Regions from separate parts of the Homo sapiens genome. Here region 2 is linked to region 1. A link is a contact called in ENCODE Hi-C or POLR2A ChIA-PET data. All regions are on one chromosome and are shown on one strand. The core of a region is the stretch at or near the end of the contact, and the rest is flanking DNA. Distances in the headings are between cores, read along the strand shown. Region 1 holds the start of BCO1 (beta-carotene oxygenase 1). Region 2 holds the start of MPHOSPH6 (M-phase phosphoprotein 6).

Region 1 (6,254 bases), core at 975-3,474:
CTCACTGCAACCTCCACCTCCTGGTTTCAAGTGATTCTCCTGCCTCAGCCTCTTGAGTAGCTGGGATTACAGGTGCCCATCACCATGCCCAGCTAATTTTTGTATTGTATTTTTAGTAGAAACGAGGTTTCACCATGTTGGCCAGGTAGGTCTTGAACTCCTGACCTCAGGTGATCTGCCTGCCTTGGCCTCCCAAAGTGATGGGATTATAAGCATGAGCCACCATGCCTAGCCAATCAGCTATAATTTAAATTTAGTTTCAACTCAGGCATGTAGCATCTTTCCTCTGGGTCAGGTCTTCTCAACTCCTGCTGCACACATGTAGGTACTTTTTATTATTTTTTTAATTATTATTATTATTTTGAGACGGAGTCTTGCTCTGTCGCCCAGGCTAGAGTGCAGTGGCGCGATCTCGGCTCACTGCAAGCTCTGCCTCCTGGGTTCACGCCATTCTCCTGCCTCAGGCTCCCGAGTAGCTGGGACTACAGGCACCTGCCACCACGCCCGGCTAATTTTTTGTATTTTTAGTAGAGACGGGGTTTCACGGTGTTAGCCAGGATGGTCTTGATCTCCTGACCTCGTGATCCGCCCGCCTCTGCCTCCGTATGTTTTATTTTTGAGATAAGGGCTTGCTTTGTTGCCCAGGCTGGAGTCCAGTGCTGCTATCACAGTTCACTGCAGCCTCAACCTCCCAGACTCAAGTGATCCTCCCACCTCAGCCTCCCAAGTAGTTGGGACTACAGGCACGCACCACCATGCCCAGCTAATTTTTTTTGGTAGAGACGGAGCCTCAATATGTTGCCTAGGCTGGTCTTAATTCCTGGGCTCAAGTGATCCTCCCGCCTTGGCCTCCGAAAGTGCTAGGATTACAGGTGTGAGCCACTACACCCGGCCAACATAAAAAAAAAAAACTGATGGCTGAGATCCACCTTCAGAGATTCTGCGTCAGTGGGTCTGGAGTGAGGCCCAGCACTGATACATTTAGTACTGCCAATCAGGTGATTCCAATGTGTGCCAGGGCGGAAGCACAGCCAGACCACACAGCTGTCAGGAATGAACGGCCCAAGGTGCTGGCATGTGCTCTCAGCCCAGACCGGACCATCATTATTCTCAGCTGGGTTGCATAAAGGCCAGTGCCACTGCCTTTTCTTACTCTACCCACAGAGCAAATGACTGGTTCTTTCTTTAAGCAAAATACGTTAAGATGAGTTCATTAACTTCAATCAGTGCATATAGCAAGTTGAATACGAATTTCAGGCAATGGCAACACACGAAGATACACGAATAATAGGGAAGCTCAGATCAAATTCAGGCATTGTTTTGCCCTCTTGATAGGCCAGGAAGTTGAAGTTTCTTTTTAACTATTCTGTTTACTTATTTATTTTTTGAGACAGAGTCTCACTCTGTGGCCGAGGCTGGAGTGCAGTGGTGCCATCTCAGCTTACTGCAATGTCTGCCTCACAGGTTCAAGCGATTTTCCTGCCTCAGCCTCCTTAGCATCTGGGATTGCAGGCGTCTTCCACCACGCCTGGATAATTTTTGTATTTTTAGTAGAGACAGGATTTCGCCGTGTTGGCCAGGCTGGTCTCGAACTCCTGACCTCAAGTGACCCGCCAACCATGGCCTCCCAAAGTTCTGGGATTACAGGCATGAGCCACCACTCCTGGCCCGTCTTTTTTACTATTCTTTATAGTTTCTGAGAAAAGCCTTTGGTTCCCGTTCGTTATTTTTTAAATAGGTACATGAAACATTTTATGTCTCCTTCTTCCAAAAAGAAAATAATGAATTAAGTGGCTCTTTATGTATGATTATTAGAGGGGAGCATCGGGGCCTTTACTAAAAACAAAACAAAATGTAAAACCTTTCCCGTCTCTGCTGAAGGGGTTCCCTGCTGTGCAGCAGACATTCAGTGATCACAGAGCTTAGCTCAAGTTTCTCCTAATTCCCAGCACCTCTGATTCCCAGCATCTCTTCTTGTTCTGATCATAAACAACTCCAGCTCTTGGATTACGTCGGGCAACATAACAGCAGGCACGGAATTCTCTCTGCTTATTTAGAACCTAGTCTGAAGCAAGCTTTTTTTTTTTTTTGGTTAAGTCAAAAGTGAAACTGGAGAGGGAAAGCTGAGGGAACAATAAGAGGATTAAAGATTAGCTATGACACATGGCTTGGAAATTAACCTTTAACCAAACATCTTATAAGTAACGCCAGCGCAGCTTCCCTTGTGAATGTAAAGAGATCCAGGGCTCTTGGAGAGGGACAAGTGAGAGCCAGCCAAAAAGGAAAAAGCAAAGGCAGAAACGGCATCAGGAGAGACAGAGATGTGAAGGAGGGAAGGAGCAGGAGAGCAGGAAGGAAACGCAGGAGGAGGGAGCAGCATCTCCTGTGAACACAGAGGAGCACCTGTTTGCTGTTAAAATCGATCTCCCTCGGCACCCTGAGCAATGGATATAATATTTGGCAGGAATAGGAAAGAACAGCTGGAGCCTGTGAGGGCCAAAGTGACAGGTGAGCATTCTGATAAACACTGGGCTCTTTCTTCTATTTATTTTATTATTTTTTTTTTTTTTGAGGCGGAGTCTCGCTCTGTCGCCCGGGCTGGAGTCCAGTGGCTTGATCTCGGCCCACTGCAACCTCTGCCTCCTGGGTTCAAACGATCCTCCCACCACAGCCTCCCGAGTAGCTGAGATTACAGGCACCCACCACCAAGCCCGGCTAATCTGTGTGTTTTTAGTAGAGACGGGGTTTCAGCATGTTGGCCAGGCTGGTCTCGAACTCCTAGCCTCAAGTGATCCACCCACCTCGGCCTCCGAAAGTGCTAGGATTACAGGGGTGAGCCACTGCACCTGGCTTCTTCCTTGTGTTTAGATGGACACTATTTTTTCCTGATGATATAAGTAATACTAATTGTAAATTACTTTTGGAAAGTCTGGAAAACAGTACAGAGAGGGGACACATTTTCTGTGAAAATCTAGGTATTCTTTTACACATTATAACTCCGTTTGCAAAGGGAGGAGAGTCAGTCTCACTGTTCCCAGGAAAAAAGCATTGGAATGCCCCAGTGGGTACATAGACAATGGGATTAATCTGCAAACTGCTGCCTGTCTCAGATGCATGATGTATTTGTGCAAATGTATGCATTCTAAATTAGTTTCAAAATGCTTAGAGGGGCGTGCATGAGCTCCCACGCATGCACATCCACCACGCACACTTGCAGGGGATTGCAGAGTCTGATGTGATTTTCTCTCAGGAACTCACAGGTGTGAGCTCCTGCAGAGCCTATAGGAGTAGGACCTTCTATCCTTTAGAGGCTCTGTGTTTCGCTTAATCTTTTATATCTCTTTTTCCTCCTCTTTTGAGTTGCCACTTTCCTGGTACCATTTCGACTCTAAAGGGCAGTTCCTGGTTCTGGACTCCCGGGTCCCCAGAGTGGTGCTCGCTCAGTTTTAAGAACAGCTGAGTCAGCTCAGGCCTGCAGGCATTTTCATCTGCTAGATGGACTGGAATTGTTCATAAGGAGAGGACAACTGTGAGTGATTTTCGTGAGAACATCAGATTGAAGCTTTTCAACTGAGCAATTGCCTTGGGAGTCTTTTGAAACAAAAAAAAAATAGCTTTTATGTATATATTTTCCTGGTTACAAAGGTAAGGCACAATCTATAGCTATCAATCTGTATATATATATAGCTGTATGTATATTAAATTATATATAAATTAATTAGGAGTGCAAATGAGAACATGGAAGGAAATAAAATCAGCTGTATTTTGAAATCTCTTAACCACTATTAATATTTGGGTCTATTTCCTTTAACTTTTTAAAACATAGGTAGATCAATTGATAGATTACTATATTTGTAAACAGTTTTTCAAAAAGCAAATGTATACTATTACATTTTTATTTTTTTTCTCAATTTGACTGTTCATCTGTACATATTTTATTTTTTAAAAAGACACCCCACGGCCAGGTGCGGTGGCTCACGCCTGTGGTCCCAGCACTTTCGGAGGCCAAAGAGGGTGGATCACTTGAAGCCAGGAGTTTGAGACCAGCCTGGCTAACATGGCGAAATCCCTCTCTACTAAAAATACACAAATTAGCCAGGGGTGGTGGCATGCACCTGTAGTCCCAGCTACTCAGGAGGATGAGGTAGTAGAATTGCTTGAACCCCGGAGGCAGAGGTTGCAGTGAGCTGAGATCGTGCCACTGCACTCTGGCCTTGGCAAGAGTGAGACCCTGTCTCAAAAATAAATAAATAAAAAAAAACCAGGCACCCCAGCCTGGCCAACCTGGTATGGTGAAACACTGTCTTTATTATTTGGTTGGTGCAAAAATAATCGCGGTTTTTGCCATTACTTTCAATGCATTTAATTTTAATTTTTTTTTTTTTTTGAGAAGGAGTTTCACTCTTGTTGCCCAGGCTGGAGTGTAATGGCGCGATCTCGGCTCACCACAACCTCTGCCTCCTGGGTTCAAGCGATTCTTCTGCCTCAGCCTCCCAAATAGCTGGAATGACAGGCATGCACCACCACACCCGGCTAATTTTGTATTTTTAGCTGAAACAGGGTATCTCCATGTTGGTCAGGCTGGTCGCAAACTCCCAACCTCAGTTGATCCGCCCGTGTTGGCCTCCCAGAGTGCTGGGATTATAGGCGTGAACCACCATGCCCGGCCTGAAATTTTATTTTAAATAAAAATACAAAAATTAGCCAGGCATGGTGGTGCATATCTATAAGCCCAGCTCCTCAGGAGACTGGGCATGAGAATCACTTGAACCCAGGAGGCAGAGGTTGTAGTGAGCCAAGATCGCACCACTGTACTCCAGCCTGGGCAACAGAGTGAGACTCTGTCTCCAAAAGAAAACAAAAAGGCACCTATGATACCTACCTTTTCGTGCCCTGGAATATTTTGTACCCTTTACACCTCATGTTTAATGACTGCATGAAATCCTTGGAAATGTTAGAAAACATGAATTCTAGAACACGAGAGGCTGAGTGAGCCCCAAAGATCAGCAGCGGTTCTCAAAGGGGTGGCCCCGGACCTGCAGCATAAGCATCACCTGGGTGCTGGGTAGAAATAAACATCCTTGGGCCCTACCCAGACCCACGGGGTCAGACACTTGGGGGGTGGAGCTCAGCAAGCTGTGTGTTCACAAGCCCTCAGGCGATTCCAAAGGTAAGAACCATTCCTCTACATCAAGCCTCCCTATTGACAGATGGGAAACTGAGGCAGAGGGGCAGTGACTTGCCAAGGCCAGGCAGCCTGCAGAGAACAGGCCTCCTGACTCTCCGTCCAGGCCTGGGTTGAGCCTAATCAGTTGGTGACATCCATGGGCAAACAGCTAACTAAAAACTGTGCCTGGGTTGACACGTCCATGCAGGGAGCACATGCAAAGGTTTTGGCTTTGTAACTGGCTGTGCCGACACACGTGTGTTCTGAGACCTCTTTGGCAACTTAAGCATTTCCTGCCTCAGTGTTCTTTTCTGTTTGATGAATGTAGCCTGGCACCTCCCACATAGGGTTGCTGCAACGATTAAGTGGTTTAATCCACCTAGAACACAGTGGCTGGTGTATGAATGCATGTAAGTGTTCTTGTCCTATCTAGGGCTTTAATTATATTCTCAGATGCCTCTCTCCCTGCTCTTTCTCAAGCCTGCCCCCTCTCCTGTGCCCTGGGTGCCTGTGCCTGGCGCCACGATTATGTAGGTGCCCAAGGCAAGAGACTTGGCTGTCTTTTTTTTTTTTTTTTTTTTTTTTTGAGGCGGAGTTTCACTCTGTCGCCCAGGCAAGAGTGCAATGGCGCAATCTTCGGCTCACTGCAATCTCCTCCTCCTAGGTTCAATCGATTCTCCTGCCTCAGCCTCCCCAGTAGCTGGGATTACAGGCACCCACCACCACACCCAGCTAATTTTTGTATTTTCAGTAGTGACGGGGTTTCACCATATTGGCCAGGCTAGTCTCAAACTTCTGACCTCGAGTGATCCATCCGCCTTGGCCTCCCCTAGTGCTAGGATAACAGGCCTGAGCCACCGCGCTGGCCTCGGCTGTCATTTTTCAGTGCTCCACTGCACATCCCCCTGTATTTAGTCAAATAGAGGCCCATCAGTTCTGTGTGTTCCATCTATCTTTGTTCATCCATTTCTCTCCATCCCTGTGGAATCCCCGGGTCCTCTCTCTGGTCTTCCTGCCTCTCTCAGGGAATTTCCCAGTCCACAATCCACACCATGGGTGGAGACAACCTTCGAAGCTCCAAGTTCCT
Region 2 (6,410 bases), core at 2,835-5,334, 930 kb after region 1:
TGCCGCTAGGGGAGGTGGCATGAAGGACGCACGGGATATCCCTGTACACTTTTTGCAACTTCCTGTGAATCTATCACTATTTTAAGTAAAAAGTAAAAGAAAACAAGTTTGCAGACTAGTGTTTTGCAGTCGTCATCCATTTTACCTGTGTGTACATCCTCATCCCAGGAAAGAACTGCAGTTTCTGGAATGTGCACGCTATACTTCCCAGTCCTTTTGCCTTTGCGACTTAACACGTTTCCATTTTCTGCCTGGCAAAATATTTACTCTTTTAAGCCTACAGTGTGTGTCCTTTGGTAAGACTTCCTGGTTGGCATTTGGCTTGGCTCTTCCTAGGTCTGCTCCTATAAAGAAGCACATTCTCAAGACAGCCTCATCAACACTGGAATATTGTTCACCATCGTGCTGCTTTGGTGTCTCCCAGGACTACGATTCTGAATAGACCATGACTCTTGTTCATCTTGTATCATTGGTACTTAGGCGGCACCCCTGGTACACAAAAGAGCTCACTCAGTGAAAGTTCTCTGAATGGAAATGAACCTAGACCTATCTTATTTTTCCAGATTCTCTTTCTGGGATGGTTTTCTTTAAATGCAGATGCCTCATTTCATCACTAATATTCCTCGTGGTAAAACTCATCAATACTGCCCAACTGCCCTTTTTTCTCCCATTTAGTCATGTACCTATTCTTTTGGTATACAACAGCCATATACATATGTTCTGTACACATAGAAAGGACAGAACTCCCTGTGAATATGAATCAAGCACCTCCAGACTTAGGTACAAGTTCGATTCTCCTACTCTAGAGCATTTCAGAACACATTCCAAAACTAGTGAGGACTCAGAGCAGGCATCAGCATAATACAGTCCTCAGGCTAGATGTCTGTTGTCGTCGATAAAGTTTTACTGGTACACAACCATGGTCATTCGGTCTTGAACAACACTGGCAGAGCTGAGTAGTTGTAACAGAGACTGTCTGGCTCATAAGACCAAAATATTTATCATATGGTCCTTTACAGAAAGTTTGCCAAGCCCTGTTCTGAGAGTCTAACAGTGCCAAAATCACAAATAAGCACCCTCTACAACCATTCCATACTGGAAGACCTTCCATCCACATCCTTCTTTTTCTTCTTCCCATTAGGATCACCCTGCAATGGCTGACCAAGTCAGAGGCATTGAAGTGAGTCAGGATTAAATCCTCAACCCTCTTATACTTGCCTAAAAAGTGGTCCCCAACCTTTTTGGCACCAGGGATGGGCTTCCTGGAAGACAATTTTTCCACGGGTGGTGGAGAGGGGAAGGGTAGATGGTTTAGGGATGATTCAAGTGCATTACATTTATTGTGCACTTTGTTTCTATTATTATATTATAATATGTCATGAAATAATTATACAACTCACCACAATGAAGAATCAGTGGAAGACCTGAGCTTGTTTTCCTGAAACTAGACAGTCCCATCTGGGTGTGATGGGAGACAATGACAGATCATCAGGCATTAGATTCTCGTAAGTAGAGCGCAAGGTAGATCCCTCATATGCACAGTTCACAGTAGGGTTTCTGATCCTAGGAGAATCTAGGATTCTGCCACTGATCTGACAGGAGGCGGAGCTCAGGTGGTAATGCAAGCTATGGGGAACAGCTGTAAATACAGATGAAGTTTCGCTCGCTTGCCTGCCCGCTGCTCACTTCCTGCTGTGCAGCCTGTTCCTTACAGGTCATGGACTGGTGCTGGTCCATGGCCTGGCGGTTGGGGACCCATGCTATATAGGACTTAGCTCTGGTTAAGGCACCCTAAGTGCAGCTACTCCATGCCTTCTCACAGTATACTCTGTTCTATCAGTATAGACAGTGTCTCCTGCTATCTTGCCAGTAAGTTTTTTCTTATCAATGACCAAAGCTGCTAAACCAAATAGAGAATGTGGGTGATCTTTTTCCTTCTCCTTTGCTTCCAACGTCCAGTTGAGTCTCCCCATTTGGTGGGGGTGGACATTTAAGTTAATTTCTTTCTTCTTAGTTGCAACTCGGATATTTAGTTTGAGCCTGAGTCACCCAGTACATCATCTGGCTTATTCCAAGAGCTAAAACAACTGCTAAAATCTTTCCAATATCTGCTTGGCCAATTCACTCCACTTCTCTGAAGTTAATGTTATTACCAACCATAAAATCAAACTCTGTTCAGTAAAGATTCAAATTTTGCTAATATGCATGAAAGTGCTTGACAAACTCTAAGTTATGCTGCAATTTGTCCTCCACCCTCATTCACCCATTCATCCCTAACTCCATCCTAGCTCAACTCCATTCAAATCTTGCCCATATAATGTTTACTCTCTCTCTTTTTTTTTTTTTTTTGAGACAGGGTCTCCCTGTGTCACCAAGGCTGGAGTGCAGTGGCGCCATCTCAGCTCACTGCAGCCTTGATCTCCCAAGCTCAAGTGATCCTCCCACCTCAGCCTCCCAAGTAGCTGGGACTAAAGGTGCGTGCCACTAGGCCTGGCTAATATTTTGTATTTTTTGTAGAGATGGGGTTTCACCATGTTGCCCAGGATGGTCTCAAACACCTGGGCTTAAGCGATTTGTCTACCTCAGCCTCTCAAAGTGCTGGGACTACAGGCATGAGCCACTGCGAATGGCCTATCTTTCAAAACATTATGAATGCTTCCTTCCCTCTTTTGGAAATTCCACCTCTTTAAACATGACATGTAACAGTTTGCTACTCTCTAGAAGTAGTGCTTAGTGACAGGCATCACAGAGTACAGAGTAGTAATAAAGAGCCAGGGTTCTGGAGCCAGACTGCCTGAATTCCCGTCCTGTCTACACTACTTATTAGCTGTGTAACTTTGGGTAAATTACTTATTTCTGTTTCAGTTGCCTTAGCTGTAAGAAGAGAGTTACTGCCTGTAGTCACCTCAAAGTGTCATTATGTGAATTGCATAGGTTAATATACGCAAACCACTTCAATCATTGTCTAGTACTATAAATATTTGCCATTTTCTTGATACTGTTCCCCGTTTCAATAGCTTTCCATTGCTCACAAAATAAAGGAAAATATCTTTAATCTGGCCTCAAATTCCCTGCACGTTGTGACCATTGCCTACTCTGCAACCCCATTTCTTAGTACTTGCCTTCCAGACATACTGAATTGTCTCTAATTCTTGGAAATTTCCATGGTTTTCTTTTTCTTTCTTGCCTCTCAGACTTCTGAACTCAGTTTCTCCTAGTTTAGGACGCTGTGCCTTCCACCCTCCCAGTAACCTAGAGACTACCCTGCGAGACTCACCCTCTTCTCCCTGGAAGAAGAGGGAGTTCTGCCAGCAGACTGTCTTTGGACTTGGACTGAGTACTTCTCTGGGTCTCCAGCCTACTGGCCCACCCTGCAGATTTTAGACTTGCATCTCCACAGTCGTGTGATCCAGTTTTAAAAATACCCCCTCTCTCCATACACATATATACACATATACATCTTGTTGATTCTGTTTCTCTGAAGAACTCTACTAAAAGAAGTATTATCAAAATTAAAAAGGAGCTTGAACTCATGTAGCCTAATGCTCTTCTTTTTAAAGATGAGGAAAAGAGATATTCAGAGAAAGAAGTGAATTTACCTAAATTACCCAGCTAAGGAGTTACACTTCCCATATATCATATTTATTGCATATATAAGTAAGCAACAACTTCTCGAGAAGCTCGGTGAGTCCCCAAGGTCCCCAGCGCTTCTACCCTCACTGCACTGGGTAAGCTGTACCCTGACTGCTTCTGTGTACTCAAGCTCCCATCCGCCCGCGGGCCTCCTGAGAGAGTCGGCCTAATTCGTAAGCTGGTTCCCAGTAAACAGTGCAGAGCAGGCGCTAAGTGAATGAATGAGCACGAGAGCTGGAAGCCCTCTGAGGCCTCTCTGGTGTCCCTTGTCCGCCCGCCGCCTCGGCCCCGGCCAGGTTGGAAGGACCGGGTGCCCCTACCGCCCGGAGTGGCGCTCTCAGCGTCCCCGCACCTTCATGCGCAGTAGATTCTTGGACAACCTTGTCTTTCGCTCGGCCGCCATGGTAGCTTCCGCCCAGCGCCGCACTCCGGCCGCGAGCCTCACCGCACATGCGCGGAGCCGCGTGCGCAGCTGCGTCCCTCGCGTAGTGCGCGCCGCCCCGCCCCGCCCCTCCCCTGTGTCTTGCGCGCGGGCGCGGCCACTCAGCGGGCGCTCTGCTGACTGAGAGGCTCGGGTAAGCTCGCGGGGTGGCGGGCGCGGGGATGAGCGCGGCAGACCGCAAAAAAGCCGAAGTCAGAGGACGACCCAGAACTTGGCTTCCCCGAGCCGCGGGTCGCCTTCCCGGGACGTCGGCCTGGCCCCCTCGGAGGCCCATCCTCCCTCGGGGACTCCCTTCCTCAGGGACCCCCTCCACACTCAGTAGTCCTCGCCAGCCTCAGAGAGGTTTCCGCCACGCCTGCCACCCGCCTGGGCCGTGTTACCCACGTGTTTTGTCTTCATAACGTGGGTGGCGGGCTCCCTTTGTTCTGGGTCGCTTTGCAGGGTCCAGGTCGTTTTCTCTTCACCAGGACCCCACGAGTTGCTGCTTTCCTCACAGCAGCCCGGAGTCCCGGGGGAGCGCGGCGGGGGCCGCCCCAGGCAGGCTGGCTTCATTCCCAGGCTGCTGCCGATGCGTGTCTGGCCGAGTGATCTCTGCTAAACAGAAGAATCTCAAGAAATGGCAAGGGATGGAGGCAGGGATGGGTGCCAAAGACACATGAATGAGAACAAAGCCTGGTTTTGATCCAAAGAATTGAAAAGACCATAGCGAGGGGCAACATAGGGAGACCCCACCTCTACAAAAAAAAAAAAAAAAAAAAAAAAAAAAAAAATATATATATATATATATATATATATACACAAAAAATATACAAAATATACATACAAAAAATATATACAAAATATACAAAAAATGTACAAAAGATACAACAAAAATAGCTGGGTGTGGTGGCACGGATCTGTGGTCTCCACTACTTGGGAGGCTGAGGCTGGAGAATCACTGGAACCCGGGACGTCGAGGCTGCAGTGAGCTGACATCCCGCCACTGGACTCCAGTCTGGGCTACAGAGTGAGGCTTTGTCTCAAAAACAAAACAACAAAACAAAAAAGAATTTAAAAAACCACTGAAAATAGGGTAGCGTTCCTACCCTGGTGTTTAATGCTCTGGGTACCACCTAAACACGTTTTCGAAAACCATTCCCAGGTCCGACGCTTTGGAACACCCTCAAGCTAATAGCATCTCGGCTGATACCATGAGTTCTACGTCAGATTGTTGACCTGGTCACCTTAGGGCTAATTAGTTCACTTAATCCCCATAAGAACCGGAAAGAAGGTATTGTCATCGTGTTGTTAAGGATTCTGAGACACAGAGTGGGTAACGCACTTGGTGTTCACACAGCTAATCCATGTTAGAGCTGAAATTCAAACACCGATTTGGATGTTAAAAGCCCTTTAGGTTTTCCCAGGGGTAAATAAAATCATTGTAATGTACCAAGTGGCTACAGAATCTCATTCACTTGTGACTGTGTGTGAGATGCCGGGGGTATAATAGCGTGTAAAAACACATATCCCCACCTTTCCTGAAGCTGATATTCTGGACGTAAGTAAGTGGCGACTGCTATGAAAGAGAGAAAACAGTGATGTGACAGAGTAACGCTTAGGGTTACTTTAGACCAGGTGGTTTGGAACGGCCCTTGTCAGATGATGGTGCTAAGGCTTGAAAGTTGAGAAAAACGTGTTTTATGAAGAGTTGGAGGTAGAGTGTGCTCAGAAGACAGCATCAACTGTAAAGGTCCTCAGATATGAACAAGACAAAGTCCGTGTTAAAAGTTTTACAAGTGGAAACAGTAGAGGTTAATCATAAGCCACATTGCATCCCCCAAAATTCATATGTTGAAGTTCCAACTCCCAGTGCCTCAGAATGTGAATGTATTTGGAGACAGTCCTTTTTAAAGAGGTGATTAAAACAAGACCCTTAGGGTGAGCCCTAATCCAGTCTGACTGATGTCGTCATAAGAAGAGGAAATTTGGACACAGACACCAAGGTTGTGTTTGCATAAAGGAAAGACTATCTGAAAGCCAAAAAAATAAAAAAAATTTAAAAAATCTCTCAGGAGAAACCAAACCTGCCAACACCTTGATCTTAGACCTCTAGCCTCCAGCACTGTGAGAAAATCACAACCAGTCTGTATAGGGCACCCAGTGTGTAGTGTTTTCTTATAGTAACCGTAGCAGACTAATATACCATACAATTAGCTGTAGATGACAGTTGTGATGAGAGCCCGGTAAGGAAAGTTTGAGGGTCATGAAAGGGTACAACGAGGGTACCTAAACCATTCTGGCCTGGAAATGAGGACTCTCCTAAACGTAGAGAGGAGTTAATCAGGGAAAAGGCCCA

What was found. Hi-C counts contacts between places; a loop is a spot of excess contacts on that map. ChIA-PET counts read pairs that join two places held with the same protein, here RNA polymerase II (POLR2A). Pooled maps may share reads with other maps.
Region 2: a pooled map shows a loop between it and region 1 (3-fold over the local background). The contact joins the promoter of MPHOSPH6 here to the promoter of BCO1 in region 1. A Hi-C loop is called at or near these places in 1 of 50 pooled maps. POLR2A ChIA-PET finds 5 or more read pairs at or near these places in 2 of 52 experiments (A673 and OCI-LY7).

The regions. Positions count from the first base shown.
Region 1 is chr16:81,236,465-81,242,718 of GRCh38, forward strand. BCO1 (beta-carotene oxygenase 1) reads left to right here and starts at 2,225. Exons shown (of 11, transcript NM_017429.3): 1 at 2,225-2,508. The coding sequence starts at 2,445.
Region 2 is chr16:82,166,140-82,172,549 of GRCh38, forward strand. It overlaps MPHOSPH6 (M-phase phosphoprotein 6), which reads right to left and starts at 4,085. Exons shown (of 5, transcript NM_005792.2): 1 at 3,986-4,085. The coding sequence starts at 4,036. RefSeq lists an enhancer at 3,942-4,086, a cis regulatory region at 4,014 and a silencer at 4,061-4,220.